Linked DNA regions of Mus musculus: region 1 is linked to region 2. The links are chromatin loops, found by intact Hi-C in ENCODE. Cell type or tissue: left cerebral cortex. All regions are shown on one strand. Links, peaks and the distances in the headings refer to the core of each region. The heading gives the core; the rest is flanking DNA.

What was found. Hi-C counts contacts between places; a loop is a spot of excess contacts. Peaks named below come from ENCODE experiments on the same cell type or tissue, not always from the same donor. Only the 100,000 strongest peaks of a DNase experiment are listed, where the experiment ranks them.
Region 1: a loop joins it to region 2, with 2.0 times the contacts of the local background. A loop is called at or near these places in 1 of 42 quality-filtered maps.

Annotation. Positions count from the first base shown.
Region 1 is chr3:144,897,063-144,908,991 of GRCm38, forward strand. No RefSeq gene overlaps it. Among named protein-coding and RNA genes, the nearest start is that of Clca4b, 30 kb to the right of the region's middle. In left cerebral cortex, for the core only: no CTCF peak of the experiment used is centred there; DNase peaks (open chromatin) are centred at 4,862 and 5,191; H3K27ac peaks cover 598 bases.
Region 2 is chr3:144,971,645-144,983,573 of GRCm38, forward strand. Clca4a (chloride channel accessory 4A) reads right to left here and starts at 3,401. Exons shown (of 14, transcript NM_207208.3): 1 at 3,206-3,401. The coding sequence starts at 3,370. Gm35066 (a long non-coding RNA gene) reads left to right here. Exons shown (of 4, transcript XR_376167.3): 2 at 1-538; 3 at 8,787-9,091; 4 at 9,207-10,919. In left cerebral cortex, for the core only: no CTCF peak of the experiment used is centred there; a DNase peak (open chromatin) is centred at 5,653.

The DNA of each region.
Region 1 (11,929 bases), core at 2,771-7,770, 75 kb before region 2:
CATCTATGAGGCCATGGGTCAGGAATCAATGTTGGAGGCCAGTGAGCTCATCATGGGTACACAACTGAAAACAGTGACAGCCTCTCCATGAGAAAGCATCAAGAACCAGTAGTTAGCCCAGGAAGCAAAGCCCCTTGAGCCCCTCCCTGATCCTTGATTGACAGGCCTAGTCTTGTGAGATCCTGTGCAGGCGGCCCTATCTCCTGTTAGATTTTGATTACAATGTCTGTGTCATGCTCTGAAGGAATGATTTCATAACCAGCTGCTTCATTCCTTCTGTCCCCTTTTGTGGTGTTCCCTGACCCTTTGAGTGGACAATGTAATATCTTATTTTGGTCTTAACCTTCAACCATCATGCACTCTCAGCACTTTAAGTAGCCACAAGTTCCTGCTTTCTCTCTACTCACTGCAGCAGAAGGCTTCTCTGAGCTAGGCTGAGCATGGCAGTTGTCTATGGGTGTGCATAGATATTTAGAAGGAAGCTTGACTTCTGCCAATTCAGATAAACAGCGTATCTTTACTGTGTTAATAATTTCCTCTTCAGTTCATTTTGTCTCAGACATTTTATTGGACCCACAATAATTTTCTCTGAAGAACCATAAAAGAAACATGTTTGTACTTCCCCATGTCAAATTTATCATAAAGAAGTTCCTTATATCTTCCTTATAGAAAAATGAGTATGCCAGGAACATACTGTAAGAACTAAAGTTACCCTGTAAGCCCCACCTAGCCATGGGCAGACAACTTTCTGGAATGCTGGGGCTGTTGCTCATGTAGGATAACAAGTCACATATTTTCACTTCATATGCAAATTTGGTTGCCCCAACTGCATAGGATATGCCTGGTCACACATAGGTGGGAGGTACATAGGCAGGAAGCACATCAGGGTATATGTTTGTCCCCAAAGGGACAACAGCAGGAAGTGCCATAGTTTTGTGAGTTCAGCCTTTAAGAGCACCTGACTAGCACAAATCTCTGGGAATTCTGAGTATGGGCATGACCAGTGTTTATCTTCATGGCCAGTATTAAATAAAACTTGCTTAAATTGGACACTCATGGCCTTGGTCTCTCTCCTTGTGATTTTCAGATTTAACAATTCAATTAGAATATTAGTTTTTGGATTTTTATTTATCTATTTATTTTTTACTACTATTATTTGTCTTTCATTATTATTTTTTTAAATTTTAGTTAATCTTTGTTTTTTTTGTTTTTTGTTTTTGTACACTCCAGTTTTTTACCCCCTTCCTGGTCCACCATTTCACTATTTCCCATCCCATACCTCCTCCTCACTCCCCTGTCTTCACAAGAATGTCCCTACCCCTCCAACCCCTACCCCACCAGACCTCTCCACTCCCTGGGTCCTCCAGTCTCTTGAGTTAGGTACACCTCTGTCTGAACCCAGATCTGGCAGTCCTCTGCTGTATATGTGTTGGGTGTCTCATATCATCTGGTGTATGCTACCTGGTTGGTGGTCAGTGTTTGAGAGATCTCAGGGGTCCAGGTATTTGAAACTGCTGGTCCTCCTACAGGGTTGCCCTCCTCCTCAGCTTCTTCCAGCTTTCAACAACAGGGGTCAGCAGCTTCTGTCCACTGGTTGGGTGCAAATATCTGCATCTGACTCTTTTAGCTGCTTGTTCGGCCTTTCAGAAGGCAGTCATGATAGGTCCCTTTTTGTGAGTACTTCATAGCCTCAGTAATAGTGTCAGGCCTTGGGGCCCCAACTTAAGCTGGATCTCACTTTGGGCCTGTCCCTGGACCTTCTTTTTCCTCAGCACTTCTCCATTTTTGTCCCTGCAATTCTTTTGGATAGGAACAATTATGGGTCAGAGTTTTGACTGTGGGATGGCAACTCCATCCCTCACTTGCCCTTTCTTTCTGCTGGAGGTGGGCTTTATAAGTTCCCTCTCCCCACTGTAAGGCACTTCATCTAAGGTCCCTCACTTTGAGTCCCTCACCTCCCAGGTCTCTGGTACATTCTTGAGGGATCCCCACTTCCTGCCTCAAAGGTTGCCTGTTTTCATTCTTTCTGCTGGCCCTCAGGGCTTCAGTTTTTAGATTTTATTTTTTAAAAACTTCCATTTTAGGTGCATCACTGGTACTTCATGTGAACAACATCAAGTTCTTTTTTATATTTATTTTTTTTCATACAGTAAATTTAAACAATATATTTGATCATATTCTCCCCCATCCTCAGTTCCTCCCAGACTCTCCTCACCTCCCACCACACCCACCTTAGTCTGCCTACCCCTTTCTCAAAACTTGAAATTCAAAACAAAGATGGTCAACACCCAAAACAGATCCTATGGTTGTTTTTTTAAAACCAATAAAATTTATTTTAAAATATACAACTCAGTATTGATATTTTTAAGTCATCCAAATAATTTATAATTGTTAAATGCCTCTTATATATACATGATATCTTCTGAAACTAAAAGTAATATGAACACAACCAGTTTTAAAAATCTGTTTGGAATCTTAAATGTGGTAGAAGTAGAAAAAAATCTCTTATGAAGTCCTCCAAGAAAGGAAATTGTGACAAGTTCCTGATTAGACAGAAACCTTTCCATTTTGAAGGGAGAATACATGGCAAAAATGTGGCTTCATAGAATGAATGGGTAGTGTTCCTTCTGTTTCTATTTTGTGGAATAGTTTGAAGAGTATTGGTATTAGATCTTCTTTGTAGGCCTGATAGAATTCTGTACTAAACCCATTTGGTCCTTGGCTTTTTTTTTTTGGTTGGGTGACTTTTAATGACTGCTTCTATTTCTTTAGGGGTTATAGGACTGTGTAGATGGTTTATCTGATCCTGATTTAACTTTGGTATTTGGTATCTGTCTAGAAAATTGTCCATTTCATCCAGATTTTCCAGTTTTGTTAAATATAGTCTTTTGTAGTAGGATCTGGTGTTTTTTTAATTTCCTCAGTTTCTGTTGTTTTATCTCCCTTTTCATTTCTGATTTTGTTAATTTGGATAGTATCTGTGTGCCCTCTGCTTAGTCTGGCTAAGGGTTTATCTATCTTGTTGATTTTCTCAAAGAACCAGGTCCTGGTTTTGTTGATTCTTTGCATAGTTCTTTTTTGTTTCTACTTGGTTGATTTCAGCCCTGAATTTGCTTATTTCCTGTAGTCTACTCCTCTTGGGTATACTTACTTCTTTTAGTTTCAGAGCTTTCAGGTGTGCTGTTAAACTGCTAGTGCATGCTCTCTCCAGTTTCTTTGGAGACATACTCAGAGCTGAGTTTTCCTTTTACCATTGCTTTCATTGTGTCTCATAAGCTTGGGTATGTTGTGCCTTCATTTTCATTAAATCCTAAAAAGTCTTTAATTTCTTTCTTTATTTCTTCCTTGACCTTCCTTGTTATTGAGTAGAGTGTTGCTCAGCTTCCATGTGTATGTGGACTTTCTGTTATTTGTTGTTGTTGTTGTTATTGAAGACAAGCCTTAGTCTGTGGTGATCTGATAGGATGCATGTGATTATTTCAATCTTCTTGTATCTGTTGAGGTCTGTTTTGTGATCTATTATATGGTCTGTTTTGGAGAAGGTACCATGCATGAGGTGTTGAGAAGAATGTATATTCTTTTGATTTAGGTTGAAATGTTCTATAGATATCTGTTAAATCCATTTGGTTCACAACTTTCATTAGTTTCAGTGTGCTCTGTTTAGTTTCTGTTTCCATGATCTATCCATTGCTAAAAGTGGGGTGTTGAAGTCTTCCACTATTATTGTATGAGTTGCAATGTTTGCTTTGATTTTTAGTAAAGTTTCTTTAATGAATGTGGGTTCCTTTGCATTTGAACCATAGATGTTCAGAATTGAGAGTTATTCTTGTGTGCCCTTCCCCAAGCCTTGAGTGGGCTAAACAAGCCCATGCTGGTGTTAGAACCTAGCTGCTGTCCCTTGGCATCATAGCATTTGCAATTTTTTTTTGCAGGAACTTTGAGGAGTTGACTACCTGCTGAGCTTGCTTTGCAACTCAATTAAGCTGATTCAAAGGATGGGTCAGGTCTGTGGGCTTTCCCTGTATAAACACAGTGGTAAAAATCTGAAAACTAAACTTTGAACCTTGGTCAGAAACTTTGTCTTGGCTTGATCCTTCAGGTTGTGCCCAGTGGTAAGCAAAGAACAGCATTAATGCTAGTGCTAGTTATAAAGTTTATTTTTTGGAGGCTGTTGTTGAAGGAGGTACAGAGGATACAGCTAGGTTGAACAAGTGTCAACCAGATGTCAAATTTACCTAGGGGTAGCAGCACAATTGGGAAGGTGGCATTCTATATAGGCATTTATCTGGGGCCAAGAGCTGCATCAGGGGAGAGGAACAGGGTTTAAAACAGATGTTAGAAAAATTTTGAGCTCAAGTAGATTTATGCTGTACATGGTTCCCAAAAGTAGAAATGGTAAATATACACATGACATGAGAAAGAGAGAGTAAGAGAGAGAGAGATAGACAGAATGGGTCCCTGAAAAACAGTTCTCCCCTTTCCAGGACACATTAGCATAAAAGAAGAAAATGGTCAGAGCTCTCCTAGGGCCAGGAGGAAATAAGGAGTCTCTCTGCTTCCTCTCTGGCTCTTACTGGAGATTCCTTAGTTCTGGTTACATCAAGTTCTCTTCCTTCTCTGTCTATTGTCTGTCTTTCCTGCAGCACTCTGTCCACTTGTCAATTTATATCTGTTTTTGTTTCATTGTTTGAATGATTGTGGTTCTGTGTTTCATGTTGAAAAGAAATCTGCTGGCAGTCTCAATTTTCACAGCAGAACCAGGTAAGTTGCCCTGCACCCTCAGCTAGGAGTCAAGCATAACAGCAGAAGCCCTGCCAGGAGCTGAAAAGCTGCTCTTAAAGGTGCCGGAAGCTTCTCCAGTTCTAGGGCAAGTAAGCTGATGGCTGTTTTCTCCTAGAAAAATCTCTGCAATTGTGTTTCTTGGGTTCAGCAAGTGACAAGATGCTTTTTTTTTCCCCTTGAAATTACAGCTATAGAAATAAAAATTTTGTTCGGTCTAAATATATAACATGTGTGTAGTCACTTCATTTTGGTTTCTGAGTGGTTTTAAAATTATAAATATATTCTGCATGTCTTGGTTATCTAGTGTTGGCCTATAATTTGTTGGGTGTGATTAAAAAATTGTAGCACTGGTAACAGAAAGTTAAAACTGGTAACTCTGGGTGGGAGTCACTCTAGACAACATATGGCATGAGCCAACCCAGGAAAGCAGGTCTCTAAAGACATTTCTAATTTGGGATAATATTTTATGTAATTCTTATCCTAGAAAATAGGCTTATAAAGGATAGGATTTAAAACAATATCTCTTTAATGAGGCATTAAAAGCTGCACTGCCATGCATTCATATATTGGAACTGGCAGCCAAAAACTTTGTAGCATGGGGATGATGCACTTGGTGTTGATTTTAAAGAGAATGGATTGTTTGTTGGAGTTTGAGTTTTGCTTTCCAAAATTATAGTTATGTTCTAATATTGGAAGAGAAACTTTAAAATTATAGTTAAAATGCCAGTGATCCATTGGCTGCAGTTTGCAGTTCTATCACAGGCTCAGGATTCTAACTCACTCATATTTGTAATGAAGAAAAAAATCAAGCAAGTAGAGACAATTGCAAGAATAATAAAAGAGTTAAAAGTAGGTGGGACACAGTATGGCCCTGCTGCCCTCTTTTACACAAACTTTATTGGATACAGTAGGAGAAGCAAATTTAACTCCCTAAGATTGGAAATGACATCTCAGTGGGAGTTTATCTAGGATCAAACAAGGCAATGAACCATTTCAGCAATATTTGGATAGACTGCTAAAAGCAGCTGGTAGGATTTTTGGAGACAGAAATTGGACCATCATACAATTAGGGTCTGGCTGTGGCTGCTGCCTTGCATGGGGGCTGGGGAGGGGGGGCGCTGGGGAGGGATACCATAAATATTTGCATTTGAGTTAATGCAAAGCTCAGAGCAGCATCAGTGGGGGCTTGTGTGGCATTTCTTTTGAATTGCTAACCCTGCTTACAGGAGTTTTTGGACCCTTGCCTCTGGGGACCTGGGGATTATTTTAGACTGAAGCACCATTATTATCAAAGTATTGTAGATCTATTCAGGTGTTTTGATTATGCGGGAGAAACAAAAATTACTGCTGCTTCTCCCCATGGCATTATAACTGTATCTGCTAACCTTAAAATACTAATTTTAGAAAAGGGCTTTGAAGGATTAATAGACATTGGAGCTGATGTATTCACTCACCTCCAAGGAATTGGTTATTCCATTAATCTAAAACAAAGTTCAGACTTAAGATTTATGAATTGTTAATGAAAGTAGGAACTTATGAAGGCATTACAGCCTGGCTTGTCTACTCTAGCTGCCATTCCAGGATATGCATATAGAATTATTATGGATTTGGATGATTGTTTTATACTGTTCCTATGCATCCTGGTGATTGTAAAGTGTTTGTTTTTAGTGAGCTTGTAATTTTAAAGAGCCCACGAAGCAATATCATTGGAAAATTTTCCCTGAAGAAAGGGCTAATAGCCTTACATTGTGTAAAAAAAGTTTTTGTCTCTGTATACTTACTGTTTTTACAGATGGCTCATCTAATGGGAAAGCAACATACATAACTGGATAACATGTTTTTTCTCTTGAGTTTCCCTCTACTTCAGCACAAATAATTGAATTACATGCTGTAGCCATTGTCTTTGAAATGTTGAAATTTCAAGGTTTTTAATTTGCATACTGATAGCCAATATGTAGCTTATGGTTTACAATTGCTTGAATCTGTTCCTTTTTTAGAGACTGCTAATTCTCAAATTTTGTAATTATTTATGGAAAGACAACTCAATTTAAGAGAACACACTGTTCCTTACTTTATAGGCCATGTAAGAGCTCATACTAGATTGCCTAGACAGACCCCTTAGTGCAATGCCATAGCAGATTTGTATACCAGACAGACAATAGGCCTTACACAGGTATAATTGGCCATACAATCTTATTCTTTACATCGTCAAAATAGTAATAACTTGAGACAATAATTTGGTATCTTTTAGAGAATGTCCATGTCATATTGTAAACACTTGTCCTCAATGTCCTAGTTTCTACCTATAACACATAACAGTGTTACTCCTTGAGGACTTACACCTAATCAATTATTGCAAATGAATGGTACTCATATTTCTGATTTTGGAAAATTAAAGTATGTACATCTGACTTGACAACATTTTAGGCTTTCTAATTGCCACTGTTTTAATTGGAGAAGAAATTAAAAATATAATTAGTAATTGCCTGCATTGTTTTTCTATGCTTAATGCTCCAAATCAGATTAAACAGATAATAGAACTGCTATTATATTCCAGCATTTGAGATGTTTTGTAGACAATTTAATATTACCAATATTTCTTGGATTCTTTATAATTCTAAAGGGCAGATGTTGTGGAATTTAAAACAATATCTTTATAAAAAACAAAAAAGGGGGATTATATTCCTGTATACCACATTATTTAAATCGTGCCTTTTTTTAATTTAAATTTTGGATGCCAAGTAACTCTCTGCTGAGTGTCTATGGCACCCTACAACTAGGCATAGTTATGCCTATGTGAAATGGAAGGATCTACTTACTGGTATATAGTATGATCCTATTCATATATTTAATACGGGGAAGAGAGCATGTTTGTGTTTTTTTCCAAAGGATGCTGTAGGAGGGTGCTAGCTGCCAGAGTGATTGGTGTGACATGCTGATGCCAGGACAAAGAATGATGCTGACCTATGAGCTTGATGAGTAGCCTGACAATGGTGACAGGAAAAATATATTGGATATATCTTCTTGACCCACCATTGCTTGCCTATATCCCAGATTAGACAAGCTGCCTTGCTTTGATCTTTTAGACCTTGTGGAACAGAGAACCTGGAGACTGTGAAAATTGACCTAGAAAAATTAATCCAAAGGAGAAGTTATAATGCCTTGTCTTTTTCCTTTAATGTGATAAGTTATTGTGACTCAATCATGGACTGGCCTAGAAATCAATCCAATATTGGAAAAAAGGAAATGTCTTTATTTAGAAGGCTAGATCTGAACATTTTTCACAGGCATATTTGGAAATTAATTGCAGTTTGTTATGAAGTTGCATTTTGCATTGAATAAAATTGGATAGGATCTGAATTTTGAACAAGCATTAGTTCATGTGTATATGATCCTAATCTTTTATTCCTTCAATAGGGAGGATTTGGTATAGCCCTCAATAAAGAATGCTACTTTTACTTCGATCATTCAAGAACAGTAAAGGATTCTATGGCTAAAGTTTGAGAAGAACTAGCTAAAAGGAAAATCAAAAAAAAAAAAAAAAAAAAAAGACAGAACCAGGGATGGTTTTGAATCCTGGTAAATTAAGCCATGGCTTACAGATTTAATTTCTACACTGCATGGACCATTAATTATAATTTTGTTGCTTTTAACTTTGGACCTTGTATCTTAAACAGATCAGTTGCCTTCACACAGGGATTGCTTTTAGCAAGCTCAGCTATTCACCGTGGCAGTTATTCTTTGCAATGAAGAAATGCATTGAGTATGTATTCATATGTCCTTTGTGACTTTGGTCTGAATAGGAAAGAGTGTGCTTTTGAAGGCTGGTAGCCAGGTAAGAGTGTTCTTGATCTCCTATTGATCTAAGCCAGAGACATACATCAAAAACCATGTTTGTAGTCCATGACAGGTAAGAAGGAGCAATATAGACGCAGACCTAAGACAGGCACAGCCACTTGGCCATTTTGTTTTCTAGAGGGGATTATGGAAAACAAGTAAATCTTCTGACCCTGTCCAGCTGACCTTTATTAAACAAAAAAGTGGGAATTGTGCCCTTCCCCCAACCTTAAATAGGCTACACAAAACCATGAGGGTTTTGTGACCTACCTGGAGTCCCCTGGCCTTGCCTCATTTGCAATTTCCTGCAGGAGCTTTGAGGAATTGACTGCCTGCTGATCTTGCTTTGTAACTCAATCCAGCTGAAACAAAGTATGGGTCTGTGGGCTTTCCCTATATAAATACAGTGGTGAAAATCTGAAAATTAACTTTGAACCTTGATCAGAAACTTTGTCTTGGCTTCATCCCTTTCTCAGCCCCCCCATACCCCAGTCCTTTTTCATTTCCAGCCTTCCTTTCAGGTAACCCAGTTAATCCATGGCTGCTGGACAGCTAATTCTTGGTATATCTTTCCTTTGATGAGTTTGAAGTGTCCTTCTTTGTCGTTTTTTGATAACTTTTGGTTGAAAGTTGATCTTATTTGATATTAGAATGGTTACTCCAGTTTGTTTCTTGGGACCATTTGCTTGGAAAATTGATTTCCAGACCTTTACTCTGAGGTAGTGTCTGTCTTTGAAACTGAGATGTGTTTCCTGCATGCAGCAAAATGCTGAGTCCTATTTACATATCAAGTCTTTTAGTCTATATCTTTCTACTCAGGAATTGAGTCCATTAATGTTAAGAGATATTAAGGAATAGTGATTGTTGCTTCCTGTTATTTTTGTTGTTAGAGGTGGAATTATGTTTGTGTGGCTCTCTTCTTTTGGATTTGTTAAAAGAAGGTTATTTTCTTGCATTTTCTAGGGTATAATTTCCCTCCTTGTGTTGGCATTTCCTACCTATTATCCTTTGTAGGGCTGGATTTGTGGAAACATATTTTGTTTTTTCATGGAATATCTTGGATTCTCCGTGTATGGTAATAGAGAGTATAGTAGCCTGGGCTGATATTTGTGTTCTCTTAGCATCTGTATAACATCTGCTGAGGATCTTCTAGCTTTCATAGTCTCTGGTAAGAATTCAAGTATAATTCTGATAGGTCTGCCTTTATATGTTTCTTGACCTTTTCCCCTTACTGCTTTTAATATTCTTTCTTTGTTTAGTGCATTTGGTGTTTTGACTATTATGTGACAGGAGGAATTTCTTTTCTGGCCCAATCTATTTGGAGTTCTGTAGGCCTCTTGTATGTTTATGGGCATCTCTTTCTTTAGGTTAGAGAAGTTTTTTTTTTCTATAATTCTATTGAAGATATTTACTGGCCCTTTAAATTGGGAATCTTACTCTCTTCTGTACCTATTATCTTTCTGTTTGGTCTTCTCATTGTGTCCTGGATTTCCTGGATGTTTTGGGTTAAGAGCTTTTTGCATTTTGCATTTTATTTTACTATTGTGTCAATGTTTTCTATGGTATACTCTGCAGCTGAGATTCTCTCTTCTGTCCCTTTTATTCTGTTGGTGATGCTTGCATCTATGACTCTTGATCTCTTTCCTAGGTTTTCTATCTCCAGGGTTGTGTCCCTTTGTGACTTCCTTCCTTCCTTCCTTCCTTCCTTCCTTCCTTCCTTCCTTCCTTCCTTCCTTCCTTCCTTCCTCCCTCCCTCCCTCCCCTCTCTTTTTCTTTCTTTCTTTCTTCCTTTCTTCCTTTCTTCCTTCCTTTCTTCCTTTGTTTCTTTCTTTCTTTCTTTCTTTCTTTCTTTCTTTCTTTCTTTCTTTCTTTCTTTCTTTCTTTCGTTTTTTCTTTCTTGATAAAGGGTTTCTCTATAGCCCTCACTTTCCTCCTAGAATACAGTCTGTAGACCAGGCTGGCCTTGAACTCAGAAATCTGCCTGCTTTTGCCTGCCATGTCTGGGATTAAAGGCATGTGCCACCACTGCCAGTCTCCGTTGTGATTCCTTTATTGTTTCTATTTCCATTTTTGGATCCTGGGTGGTTTTGTTCAATTCATTCACCTGTTTGATTGTGTTTTTCTCTAATTCTTTAAGGGATTTTTGTGTTTACTCTTTAAGTAATTCTACCTCTTTACCTGTGTTTTTCTGTATTTCTTTTAAAAAATATTTATTTATTTATTTATTTATTTATTTAATGTATGTGAGCATCCTGTTTCTGATACACCAGAAGAAGACATTGGATCCAATTACAGATGGCTGTGAGCCACCATGTGGTTGCTGGGAATTGAACTCATGACCTCTGGAAGAACAGACAGTGCTCTTAACCAGTGAGCCATCTATCCTGCCCTGTTCTGTATTTCTTTAAGAGACTTATTTATGTCCTTTTAAAAGTCCTCTATCCTCACCATGAGATGTGATTTTATATCAGAGTCTTGCTTTTTTGCTGTGTTGGGGTATCCAGGACTTGCTGTGGTCAGAGAACTGGGTTCTGATGATGCCAAGTAGCCTTGGTTTCTGTTGCTTATGTTTTTGCCCTTCCTTTTGCAATCTGATTATCTCTGGTTTTAACTGGTATTGCTGTTTCTAACTGTGGCTTGTCCCTCTTGCAAGCCTGTGTGTCAATACTCCTGTGAGACCAGTTTTCTCTGGGAAGGATTTGGGAATGGAGAGCTGTGGCACAGTGTAAGCTCAAGAGAGCACATGGAAATGGGAAGGTTCCTGTCCCTGGTTGTTACTTGGTTCCTGTTCCTGATGGCTCTGATCAGGTTCCTCTTGGGCCAGGAATTTGAGCGGACATGGTGGTCTCACCTTTGCTTTCAAGTGTACCAGCACTCTTGGGAGACCAGCTCTCTCCCAGTGGGATTTTGGCACAAGGAACTGTGGCACAGTGTCAGCTCTGGATACAGATGGAAACAGGAAGGTAGGACTATATTTCTATTAGCAGATTTTAGAGACATGCTTAGATGGTATAATGGAAAAGAAGGGAAAAGGGATCCTCTTTAATTAATATGTATTTTATGTGTAAGTGTTTGCTTGAGTATATGTATGTGCAGCACTTGTGTGCAGTAGCCCTTGGAAGAGGATGTGAGGGCAAGACTTGTTCAGTTACTGAATGTAAGAGGCGAAGAAATGGGCAGGCAGAAGGGTTTCCTGTGGTCTCTGACTTGAGTGGCAAGGGAGTGAGATGCCTTTCTTACACTGAGTCAGAAACTTGTAAGATATGCATCAATACAGTGAGCTCAGTGTTTTAGAATTATATTGTTTTGC
Region 2 (11,929 bases), core at 3,351-8,350:
TTCCAGCTTCATCATAAGCCCACTGCTCCTGAAGGCCTCCATCTCTCACCCTGCTGCCCTCCGAGAGTCCAGCACTCTGACTCACATGTAGTGTAAAGAGTCAGCAAGCTGATTAGTGAATAGTCGCGAGATTAGTCACAGTGTCAGAGTTCAGAGAATGAAGGTCCAGTGCAGGAAGTATGTGGCCACTCTACAGTGGCTCAGAAGCTGTTTAGCACACACAGAAGGAGGATAAAATAATTCTCTGTTTCCCTGGATGCCTCTTTTCAAAACGAGAGATATTTAGGCTTCAGGAAGAGAGTACTCTCTGTACATGAGAACAGAGTGGTAGTGGTTCAAACTGAGTTATGAATTGGACTAGTAGGTATTGCAGAATTTTCCCTGTCCAATTACGTTAGTACAGGATTGCCTGTGATTGGACAGGGAAAAGGGAGGTGGAGCTAAGAGTTGAGAGACAGGCGTGTTCTCAGTAAGCGGAAGAAGAAGATCGTGCACCCGCTTGGCTCTTACCAGCCACAAGTAACTACAATTTCATAAGGTTAGAAATATTGGGCTAAAGCATTATCATTTTCAGTTGGCTCTAAAATTATTTACTGGCACTTTGTAAATTGTCATTTTATTGATACATAAATCTAATTGGTTAAATATAAGCTTAACAGTCTGTTACCAGAACTGGGTATTGGGTTATCAAACTGCTAGAATGGAGGATCTATTTGGTTGGTTACTGGAGTGTGGGACTGCTAGTTATAGGTGATTATAGCAGAGAGGGAATTAGTGGCTCCTGTGACATGTGAGCTAGATGCCTCGGGGGGTGGGGTGGGGGGATAAGGGGTGGTGGTGGTGGTCGTGGTGATGGTGATGGTGGTGGTTAGCTGCAGAGAGTCGTAAGGCCGGCAGGACCGTAGACGTGTGGTCTGGCACCCCAGAAAGTTGGCGGGGTTTTTTGTTTTGTTTTGTTTTGTTTTGTTTTTTAATATTTCCCGCAACAAATAGGCTTGCTGTGCACAACTGTGTAGGTTGTGTATTGTATAACTCCAAGGGACTGCATTTCCTTGAGAGTCTCCATGACCCATCTGGCTTTCTTAGTAGCATTTTTGTAGGCCATGGAGTACTATCAGAGACATCATAGGTACCTTTCATCTTCAGGGATACCCAGGTGCCTAATAATGGTTTCTTAATGTCTTCTAATCAGAAATCCTTTGGTTTTCCTTCTAAATTCCTCCCAGAATTCCTATAATGTTCAGATTTAAAAAAAACAAACAAACAAACCCATGAAATATCAGTGTTTGCAGAAGTGGTCAAGTTTCAAACCCAAAAGGATCCTGAACACAAAATAAAAAAGGAAACTTTAAAAAAATGGAGAATATCAAGCCATCAATTGTAAGAGTTTTTCAAAATCACTGTGTATAAGTAGATGATAGCAAGTCACAAAATTGCCTGATGAAGACTTTGTAAAAGGATAAGTGTCAAAAACAAAACAAAACAGAACAAAAACCCTACAAAACTGCAGACATGTTGGCAAAGGATTGAATTTCTACTTCTAATGTTCAATAGAAGACTACACTGAGAAATCTTTTATGTATCTAAAAAACTCTTTATCAAATATCCATTTTCTGAATTCAAAAACATTTGAAGCCAACCATTTATTCCTGAACACCAAGATTGTATCTTTTTTTTTTTTTAATTGCTCAAAGGACACCAGGTAGTGACACCTCTGAGCTGCTGGGTGGTTGACAGAGAATGCATGACAAGTGGAAGCCAACTGAAATCATAAGGATAATTCAGGTCATGCCCAGTAGGGAACTCAACAACGAGCACTGATCCCAATGGGGATGACCCCAAACCAAGTAGAAGTTGTGGATGTTGCTCCTGAGGATGGGAGAAATGATCATGTAGCTGAAATGGCAGTCTTTACATGGAATGTTGGGGTTGGAAGAGACTTTAGCAACCTAAAGTCCTAAGATCAGTGAGGGGGCCTCTCCCTCTGTTTGCAACCACTTGGTGGGCTCACACCCTCCACACACTGATCGACTCTAATTTTCACTTAAGTACACATTTTACATCTCCCCATGAATTCAGATGTCATGGATGCCAAAAAGGACTTCAATCTGTAACCACCTCGAGCTAGCTCCTCCTCCCCAGGCACAGCTCTTTGTTATAGTTTCCCTTCCCAGCTGATGAAAGTTCTCTACAAGTAGTTAAGCCAAAGTTGGAAAGTTTGCCTTGCCTCTTAACATTTCACAAGAGTGTTGTCTTTCATGCTTTCCAAATATGTTCAGCATCACTTGAATCACTCCTCATACCTTGTCCCAGTCAACACTCCTGTTCATAACCACAGCCTGGCTCCTTCTTCACCCCTATCCTACATTCATACAGTGATGTGATATGAGTGAGCCTTCTATGGTTTCAGGTAGACAGAGCGGTCATAGAATAGACCCCAAAGGGTCCACATCCTCCACTAAGCTCTTTCATGGAGTCTCATTACTTTCCAAAGCTCTGGGCTCTGCCTCTGTGCATAAGCCTCTCCCAGCTTCAGTGTAAGACAGACACCCTTCCTCCAGCTTATTCACTGTTTCCTTGATTATGTGACCTGCTATTACCCACATAAGGCTCTCGTCTTGGCGTCTGCTCACATGTCATATCATCAGTGGGGCTTCTCTGAGGGCTTCCCTGCAGGAAACAGTGACTTACACTCTTGCCTATTACAGCTGTGCTCTGCTTTGCCTTGCTCTTCTGAGGCAGCGTGCTCCACAGTAACCTACTAACCTCATACCTACTCTCCCACTCACTCTGATATTACTGATGTCCTGGAAAAGAAGGCATACCTATATTTCCTTTCTCTTTTCAGTTACTTCTCTTTCCTCAATGGTTCAACAAGCATATGTGTATGCATGCACAATAATTAAAAAAATTACAAAAACAGAATGAGAATCCAACTTCTAAATGACAGACAAGGAGGCTGAGATCACAGAGGCTCTCTGCTTTGTCTTTGATCTTAAGGTGAGAAGATCATATCTCTTCTAGAACCTCTAGAACCTTCATCTGGAATGTGTTAGAGCCTTCATCTCACTCCATGCCTTCTAAAACTGTCTGCTCTGTTTTCAAACTTCTCAAAGCATTCAGAGGTTTTCACAGTAACTCTTACTATTACTATTAACATTTTTATTCTTCATAACTCAAATAGGAGAAAGCCTGATTTTCTTACCTTTATGTGTTCAATTATTGTTGTATCTTCTGGCACAGCAGGATCAATGGCAATAATGATGTCTTCATAACCATTCTCATTCAGCCTTATCAAGGAAGTGTCTGACCCCCAAAGCAGGTACAGGAGGAGGAGGAGGAAAACAGGCCCTCTGGAGAAAGCCATCATTCCAGCCTGGTCACCCAGAGGCCTTTGTTTCTCTGTGTCTCTTGGCAGGTCTATATATACTCCTAAACATCACCTGTTAGCTCATTGAGGGATGGTGACTGTTTAAAGGTCAATGTTCATGTATAGGATACACATAGCCAGGTTACATAACAGTTTTTTGTTTGGTATTGTTTAAAGTGATCAGAAAATTATAAAATACATAGCATCCTTTCTTCTTGAGACACAATATGCTGCTTCCCATTTTCAGTTAATTTCCTAAGCATACACAAAGACTTTCTTATTTTTATAGAATAGGATCATAAAATAAAACCACAATAAAATGTTTATCCATTCTAGAGCCCTGCCTGCATTTTAAAGAGCAAATCACTTATTACCTATTCTCTCTGTCATCTATACAATAATGATATAAATAAAATGCTAGGTAAAATGAGCTTGAAACACAAGGCTGTAAAGCATCTCCTACATTTAAGGAGATTTGATAAAGTCGAGTTATCACAGTAAACAAGCAAGCAAACAAACAGACCATCCCTACTATATAGGAATAGAACTTGTTTTTCAACGTCATACTTTGCTCGTCACTGTTGAGGAAGGATACACAACATAGAATTTAAATAACTGAATTTGATCTTTGAAAGAACACACATAACCCATTCTGTTTTCTTTTCCCACATCTCCAGTCACCCTCTCTCCCTACCTCCCTACAAGTCCGGTTGCTACATGCATGTTTTTCTTCTTTTCTTTTATTAGATATTTTCTTTATTTACATTTCAAATGCTATTCCTAAAGCCCCCTATACCCTCCCTCCACCCTGCTCCCCAACCCACCCACTCCTGCTTCCTTGCCCTGGCATTCCCCTGTGCTGGGGCATATGATCTTTGCAAGACCAAGGGCCTCTCCTCCCATTGATGGCCGACTAGGCCCTCCTCTGCTATATATGCAGCTACAGACTGAACTCTAGTGGGTAGGAGGGAGGGTACTGGGGGGTTCATATTGTTGTTCCACCTATAGGGCTGCAGACCCCTTTAGCTTCTCGGGTACTTTCTCTAGCTCCTTCGTTAGGGGCCCTGTGTTCCATCCAATAGCTGACTGTGAACAGCCACTTCTGTATTTGCCAGGCACTGTCATAGCCTCACAAGAGAGAGCCATATCAGGGTCCTGTCAGCAAAATCTTTCTGGCATAGCTACATGCACATCTTTTTTTGCTTTGTGACCTGCTAAGTTCAGTTAGGGCCATCTATGAGGCCATGGCTCAGGAATCTATGTTGGAGGCCAGTGAGCTCGTCATGAGTATACAACTGAAAACAGTGACAGCCTCTCCATGAGAAAGCATCAAGAGCCTATAGTTAGCCCAGAAAGCAAAGCCCCTTGAGCCCCTCCCTGATCCTTGATTGACAGGCCCAATCTTGTGACACCCTGTGCAGGCAGCCCTATCTCCTGTTAGATTTTGATTACAATGTCTGTGTCATGCTCTGAAGGAATGATTTCATAACCAGCTGCTTCATTCCTTATGTCCCCTCTTGTGGTGTTCCCTGACCCTTTGAGGGGACAGTGTAATATCTTATTTAGGTCTGAACCTTCAACCAGCATGCACTCTCAGCACTTTAAGTAGCCACAAGTCCCTGTATTCTCTCTAGTCACTGCAGCGGAAGGCTTCTCTGAGCTAGGCTGAGCATGGCATTTCTCTATGGGTATATACAGATATTTAGAAGGATGTCTGACCTCTGCCAATTTAGATAAACAGCATATCTTTACTTTTTTTAAAAAGCAATTCCCTAGTCTGTTCACTTTGTATCTCAGACATTTTATTGGATCAACAATAATTTTCTCTGAAGAACCATAAAAGAAACATATTTGTATTTACCCATGTCAAATCTATCATGAAAAAGCTCCTTATATCTTCCTTATAGAAAAATGAATATGCCAGAAACATACTGTAAGAGCTAAAGTTACCCTGTAAGCGCCACCTGCCCAGATGCCAGGGACCCAAGAGGTTCACAGGACCCAACAGGGATGACATTAGCCAAAGCACCCAACAAAGGGGAGAGAGAATCTGTAGAGACCATATGCAGTGGTTAGGCCTGGCCCCCTGTTGAGGGATGGAGCCATCCACCCATCTCAAAAATATTAATCCGGAATTATCCTGTCCAAATGTTTTCTATGCTATGAGGAAGTACGGAAATTCTTTCTTGATCCTTCATTTAAACCTACACACTGAACCCGGACCAGCTGAGGGGGATCTATTTCCAGAGCTCTGTAGTCTGAAGCCAGCACTGGTGACTTGCTTTCCTACATCTCTGAGTGATGAGCGAGTGCTGGCACATGTTGTACTTCAGAATTCATTTCAATCCGGTGCTAACTCGCAACTCTAGTCTTATTCCCGAGTTTTACCAACAAGAAATTTTTCCTCCTGCTGAAAGAGTCTGTTCACACTTTATGAAAAGTATCCCCTGTCATTATTATTCTCTTAAATACACACTAAAAAAAGTAGTACGTTTTAAAATTTTTATTTTATTTTATTTATACGAATGTTTTGCTTGAATGTATATATGTGTGTGCCTGGTTCCTAAAGAGGTCAGAAAAGGGCATTGGATCTCCTGGAACTGGAATTGCAGATGGCTGTGAACGTCCCTGTGAGTCTTGGACACTGAACCCAGGTCCTCTGCAGGAGCTGCTGGTGTGCTCGTCCCTCTCCAGCCCCTGGGCTCACTCATTTTCCTCAGCAGCTTTCTCATTCGCTTCTGATGCTGATTCTATTTTGCTGTGAAGCCTTCCCTGTGCAACCAGCCTATCATTCCCTTCTTTGTATTTCCCTATCCTTTGCAGGACAAAGGAAGGGTGTTTTCTTTTGTTCTCTCCAATAGGAGGTTGGGAAGAAGATGTAAATAAGGCTGGAGAGCCACACAGTATAACAAGCCTTAATTGGCTACTTCAACCAAAACTGATTTGTAGTTGAGAACGCTGAGGTCCAAGGAATGATAGCTGACTTAGTGGCAAAACAGACTGAAGACCATGACTTTTATGCCAGGCTGATCCCATTTCATGGTTGTTGATCACCTCCACTTCTCCTGACTCCCTGGTTTCTCTATTACTGTTTTCTGAGCATAGAGTGCCCATTTCTTCTTTGAAGCTGTAAACTCAGTGGCTGCTACAGAAATATTGTGACTTATGACTCTTAAATTCTTATCATATAATTGGAAGAATGAAAAGACAATAAGACCTTATTCTCAGAACAAAAATTGCCTTAAGTAGGGTTTGTTTGAAGAGCTTTACTGTTCACCTCGATCTGTACAATGCATTCTTTGTTTATCTCACCTGAGTCTAACTGACCTCTGAGAGTTGTTCACATGAACTCACTCACTTTTCAGTTACTCTTTAAAGTACCTCCATCCACCTTCTCAAATGGTGAAATACAGACTCGGAGGTGTACAATCAAGCATCCATGTTTGGTTAACCAGGAAACAGGATTTGCACCCACGTCTGTCTTTTTGCGTACTGAATATGACTAGGTATGTTGTGCTGTGTTAGTTACATCTTGGAAGGTAGTATTCCACCCAAATATCTTCAAATCCCTTTTATATTCTAATATGCAGCCTCTTCTCCCTGCCCATGCCTGCAATGCTTGAGTGACCAGGGCTTGGGTTCTTCTGAAGAGAATGGATCTTGTGCTAATGAAGCGGCTTCATTCGCAGAACCAGAAATCAGCTCCTATCTGCAGAGCTGGTCTTCTGCAGTGTGTGAAATATGAGGGCCCTTGTCTCTGGCTAAAACAATTTCTTAAATGTAGTAGAGATCCCTGTGGGCCAATCCATGTGATCTGTGTGGTACTGTCTGTCACCAAGTTCCTGCTTGCTGCGTCACTTCGGTCACTTTATTTCTTTCACACACATACTGTCTTTCCTCTCATAAATTAGTAAATTGCCTTTATGGGAATCTTTGTCTCAGGTTGCTTATGGTGATTCCAGACTAAGACAGAATGTCTTAATTATCAAATGATATTTACCAAGCACTTATTGTATGCCATGTAGTGCATGTGGTGCACTCACACAATAACTTAGTCCTCAGCACAGCACCACAAGTAGATGCCATCTCCCCCCTTTACAAATGAGAAAACTGAGCCTTACTATGTTGCTCAGCCATGTACCCAGTAGGACTGAGAACAAAGTGTACACCTTGATCTGACTTAAGCCATCTCATTTCCTGTCAGAGCCATTGAGGAAAGACTAAGGCAACTGAGTAAAGTTTCTGGAGATCGCCCATCGTTTTGCATAGCCTGTGATGGGTGAGCCTTAAGAATGCAGTCTTAGAGACTTCATCCCAGGATTGCTTCTTGCTGCTGAGATGCCTTTCCTGACACTATTACATAGCCAAATGGTTCCTGGGCATCAGCCCACCAAATAATTTTAGAAAGAAAGTTTTAAGAGATGGTTTTAGTTGTTTTGCCAAAAAGATATAATAAAATTGGAATCAAGAATAGAATGTGCCTACTCCTCATAGAATAGTAAGTAAAGGCTGCATAATAAGGAATACAATGCACTTTCACAATTACACTACAAGAGAGGTAGGCTTAGGACAAATTTGTAATCAAGGAAAAACATTCGTTTGAGGCCAAGGTGTGCACTATGGTAAAATGTGGCCATGTGAAACTGTTGCTTTGAACTTATAATGAGCTTACAGAATAAACCATTGCTTTGAACTTAACTATCAACATCCTTCTGTAACTCCCCTTTTGTGTAATATTTTATCTATGAGGTAAATTTCCAAAGAACTTTGTCTAAGAAGATCTAAGAAGGCTAGAGAGAAGGCATACACTGTGGCTTGGGGGCTCGGCCCCATCCACCAAATGTATATGTCTGTTTGTCTATACATATGCTTATGTATATGTGTGTAGGTATATGTGTATACATGTAAGTATGCATGACACTTGTGGAGTTGATGAGACAGGTAGTTGGGCCTGACCAGTGTGTGTGTGTGTGTGTGTGTGTGTGTGTGTGTGTGTGTATGAATGTGTGTGTATGTCTGCATGTTGTCTGTGCAAAAGATTTTTTTTTCTTTTCCTTCCTTCTCTCTCTGGTTCACAAAGAGTTCACAAGTTCCAAACCTCTTGCCTGACCAGGGAAAGGTCTTTTAACTAGAGAGACACTTATTAGCACAAAATAGTCAGAAAGAGTTATAAAGCCAGAGATCATTAGTCTTTGACCTTCACCCAATGCTATGTCCCACCTCATACCATTCATTCTAAAGGCCGAGGCAGGATTCCAGCAGTACCTTTTATACTACATTCCTCCGCTGTACATCATTTTCTCTGGGAGAAATTTGGCTCATAGCCGGTCAAACCCTGTATGTATGTGATGAAGGCTATCAAAGTCAATGATAAAAGTCTCAGAAAAAAACAAAATTATCACATATTTTATCTTAGATTGCCATGAAGACTTCTGAAACTGACGAGAAATCAAAATTCCTGTCTGAGGACTTCTCCCTGTGTGAGGAAGTCTAACTGAATTGGTCATGCAGTCTGCATAGTGATCCCTTAGGTATTTATGGAGGACATGCTTTGTAATAAGCTCGGGAGATAGAACATCCTTTCCCACGGGGGACACGCACATCAGTGAAGAAGATTGGCCTATGAAGGCCTATCACACAGGCATATGAGTGTTGTAATAAAAGTGAATGATAGCAAAGTGGATGCAGACAGGAGACACACCCCAGTTACTAACGTCTTGGGTGAGTCAGGGCTGGTGACAGAGTTGGAGGGCAATGGGATTTAGGCTGAGTCATAAAGACTGGGCAAGACTAAGATTATTCTATTACCCTGTTCCGTTCTGTTCTATTTTGGCAGATAACAGATTGGTGCTTAAAAAAAGAAGCCAGAATGTCATAGATGAAGAAATCGCCTGCACTTCTACTCCTCCTAGCTAAAAATCTAACAAAGATCTAGATCCCAAAGCATTTACTCTGGTGGGCACCATAGCGCAGATTCCGTCTGATTGGTAACGAGAGTGAGCAGAGTTACGTAGTCTCCCCAATGGTGCAGAATTATTTTATAATTAGAGTGTTTTCCTTCACTCCATCAAAAGGCTGCGGGAGTTATGAAAGATGATAGAAAACTAATATTTTTTCTAGTTTCAACTGTCATATGTTTCTCCCACCTCACCCCCCCCCCCCGTGGTATGTAAGTAAATTCAACTTTTTGTGCAATGAAGTAGTAAGAACCATGCTTGTGTTACAGGAGAACAGGTGACTCCTTTGAGGTCGTGATTGGGCTTGCCTGTTCATTATGTTGTCCATCAGTGGACTAGGAATTAGCCACAATTAGTCACTGTGTGCATTTGTCACACTGACTGAGTTAGAAAAAGTGGGGTTTTTTTGTTTTGTTTTTTGTTTTTTAAAAAAATACATTTGTTTTGGGATGGGAAAGGTTTTTGCAAAGCTCTCCCATTCTGTTCTGTCTAAAACCAGATCGAGTTATTTTGTTACAGTTATTTAATGTGTAAATGATATCACTATACATAAAGTATGTCTTTTAAAAACAATGCTTTCTTTCAAAATAGTGATTGCTCATATTCATGGTGTTCACAGCTATGTTAAATGAGGAAATCTGGTGTTCATACTTTGTTTTCCTGACTGTTTCTGAAAGGAGATGGGAACTTGCAGATGCTGGTGGGGACTCTGTAAAGAACAATGGTTTTCTCTGGGCTGAGTCCAACCCCACCTTTGTCAGTAACTGGGTGAACATGATTGTTCTACTTAGCCTCTCTGTCGGTCCATTTCCTGGACAACACGGTAAGGATAATAAAATCTGCTTCAGAAAGACAAAAGTGAATTAAAGACAGGACTCTGCAGACGTGCCGGCCTAGTGTTTAGTGAGTACTGGCTTGTCTTCTGTATGACACTGGTTATAGAGCAGTGACAGGTCAGGAAGACCTGAACTGGATTGGTCAAGACTTGGAGGCTCAGGATGATCCAGTCCTGGCGGCACCCAGTTTTTGTGAGTTTTACTTGGGGAAACCTAACCAATTTGTCACAGAAAATGCTGGTGGTAACCACCTCACTCTGCAAGCAGGGGAGGGAAAACAGCTATTTTTGAAATAGTCATCAGTTTCTAATAAAGTCTGCCTTCAGGAGAAGCGAGAAAAACAGCGCATAACCTGCTGGGATTTTATCACGGCTCACAAGATATGGGAAGAAGTGACCAGCTCTGGCAGATCTAGGCTCTCATATGGAGTTCAGATGTAGATCTCATACGTTAGTTCACTCCAGCCGTCCTGTCCTCTGACAGAGAGAGAAAGATTCTGAGGTCACATATGCCATTTACAGGCCAGAGGCAATAGCTCACTAATACATACAGAATTCGCGGGATTATAAGCATGCTGTCTTCCATGTACATACTTCAGTTCCTTTTACTCATTACAGCATGTCTGGCCTTGAAGAAAATGACCACAAAGCTTACTGAGAGTCAAGAAACAATGGGAAGAGATTGGGGAGCATCAGAGCCGTATGCAGCCTCCTTATCAGACAAAAAGTTTGTTTTATTAAAAAAATTTTTCACATATATTTTGGTCATGCTTTCTCTCTCCCCACCTCTCCACCTCCCCACTTTATGTTCTCTATCTCTTGTTCAAATCAAAACCCAAAGCACAAGACGGTCCAACCCCCCCCACAAAAATGCAAGAATAAAAACAAAGGAGCAAAAGACCAGTAAGACAAAAAATGCCCAAACAAAATGTCCACAGAGATACCATAGTGTTCACCCCAGGCATAAAGCCTGCCCTAGAGTATGGTTAATATGCCCAGTAAACTTCATTGGGGAAACTGGTTTTTCCCTTTGTCAGCAGGTGTCTATTCACATAGCTTCCTTTTTAGGGGTGGGACCCCATGGATACTTCCCCTTTTAGTGCCGGGAAAACTTGTTTATGCTTTCAGTTTCTGGGAGTTCATATGTGCATGCATGTTGCTGAGTCTGCAAGAAAGAGAGCTTCCTGGAAACACTGTTCCTTGGGGTTATCCGCCATATTTGGGTCTTTTTATTTTCTCTCTTTTTACTTTTACCTCTGCAAGACCAATAACCTTGGTAAAACAAACATATCAGTCTCTTCTAGTTAAGAATCATCCTTCTGCCCCCCCCCCCGTTTCTATTAAGCATTTTTCTTGAAATATATTTTATCCTCTTTCCTTTCCCCCAAGCCCCTCCCACTTTTTTACCCTCTTTAATTCATGTTTTCTGTCGCTCTTTGAAAAAAAAAAACAACAACAGAAAACACCCCAAGACAAATATCAAAACAAATAAACAAAAAGGAAAGGAAAGGAAAGGAAAGGAAAGGAAAGGAAAGGAAAGGAAAGGAAAGGAAAGGAAAGGGGAAGGGGAAGGGGAAGGGGAAGGGGAAGGGGAAGGGGAAGGGGAAAGGGGAAAGGGGAAAGGGGAAAGGGGAAAGGAAAAGGAAAAGGAAAAGGAAAAGGAAAAAAGGAAAAGGAAAAAAGGAAAAGGAAAAAAGGAAAAGGAAAAGGAAAAGGAAAAAAGGAAAGAAAAGAAAAGGAAAGAAAAGAAAAGAAAAGAAAAGAAAA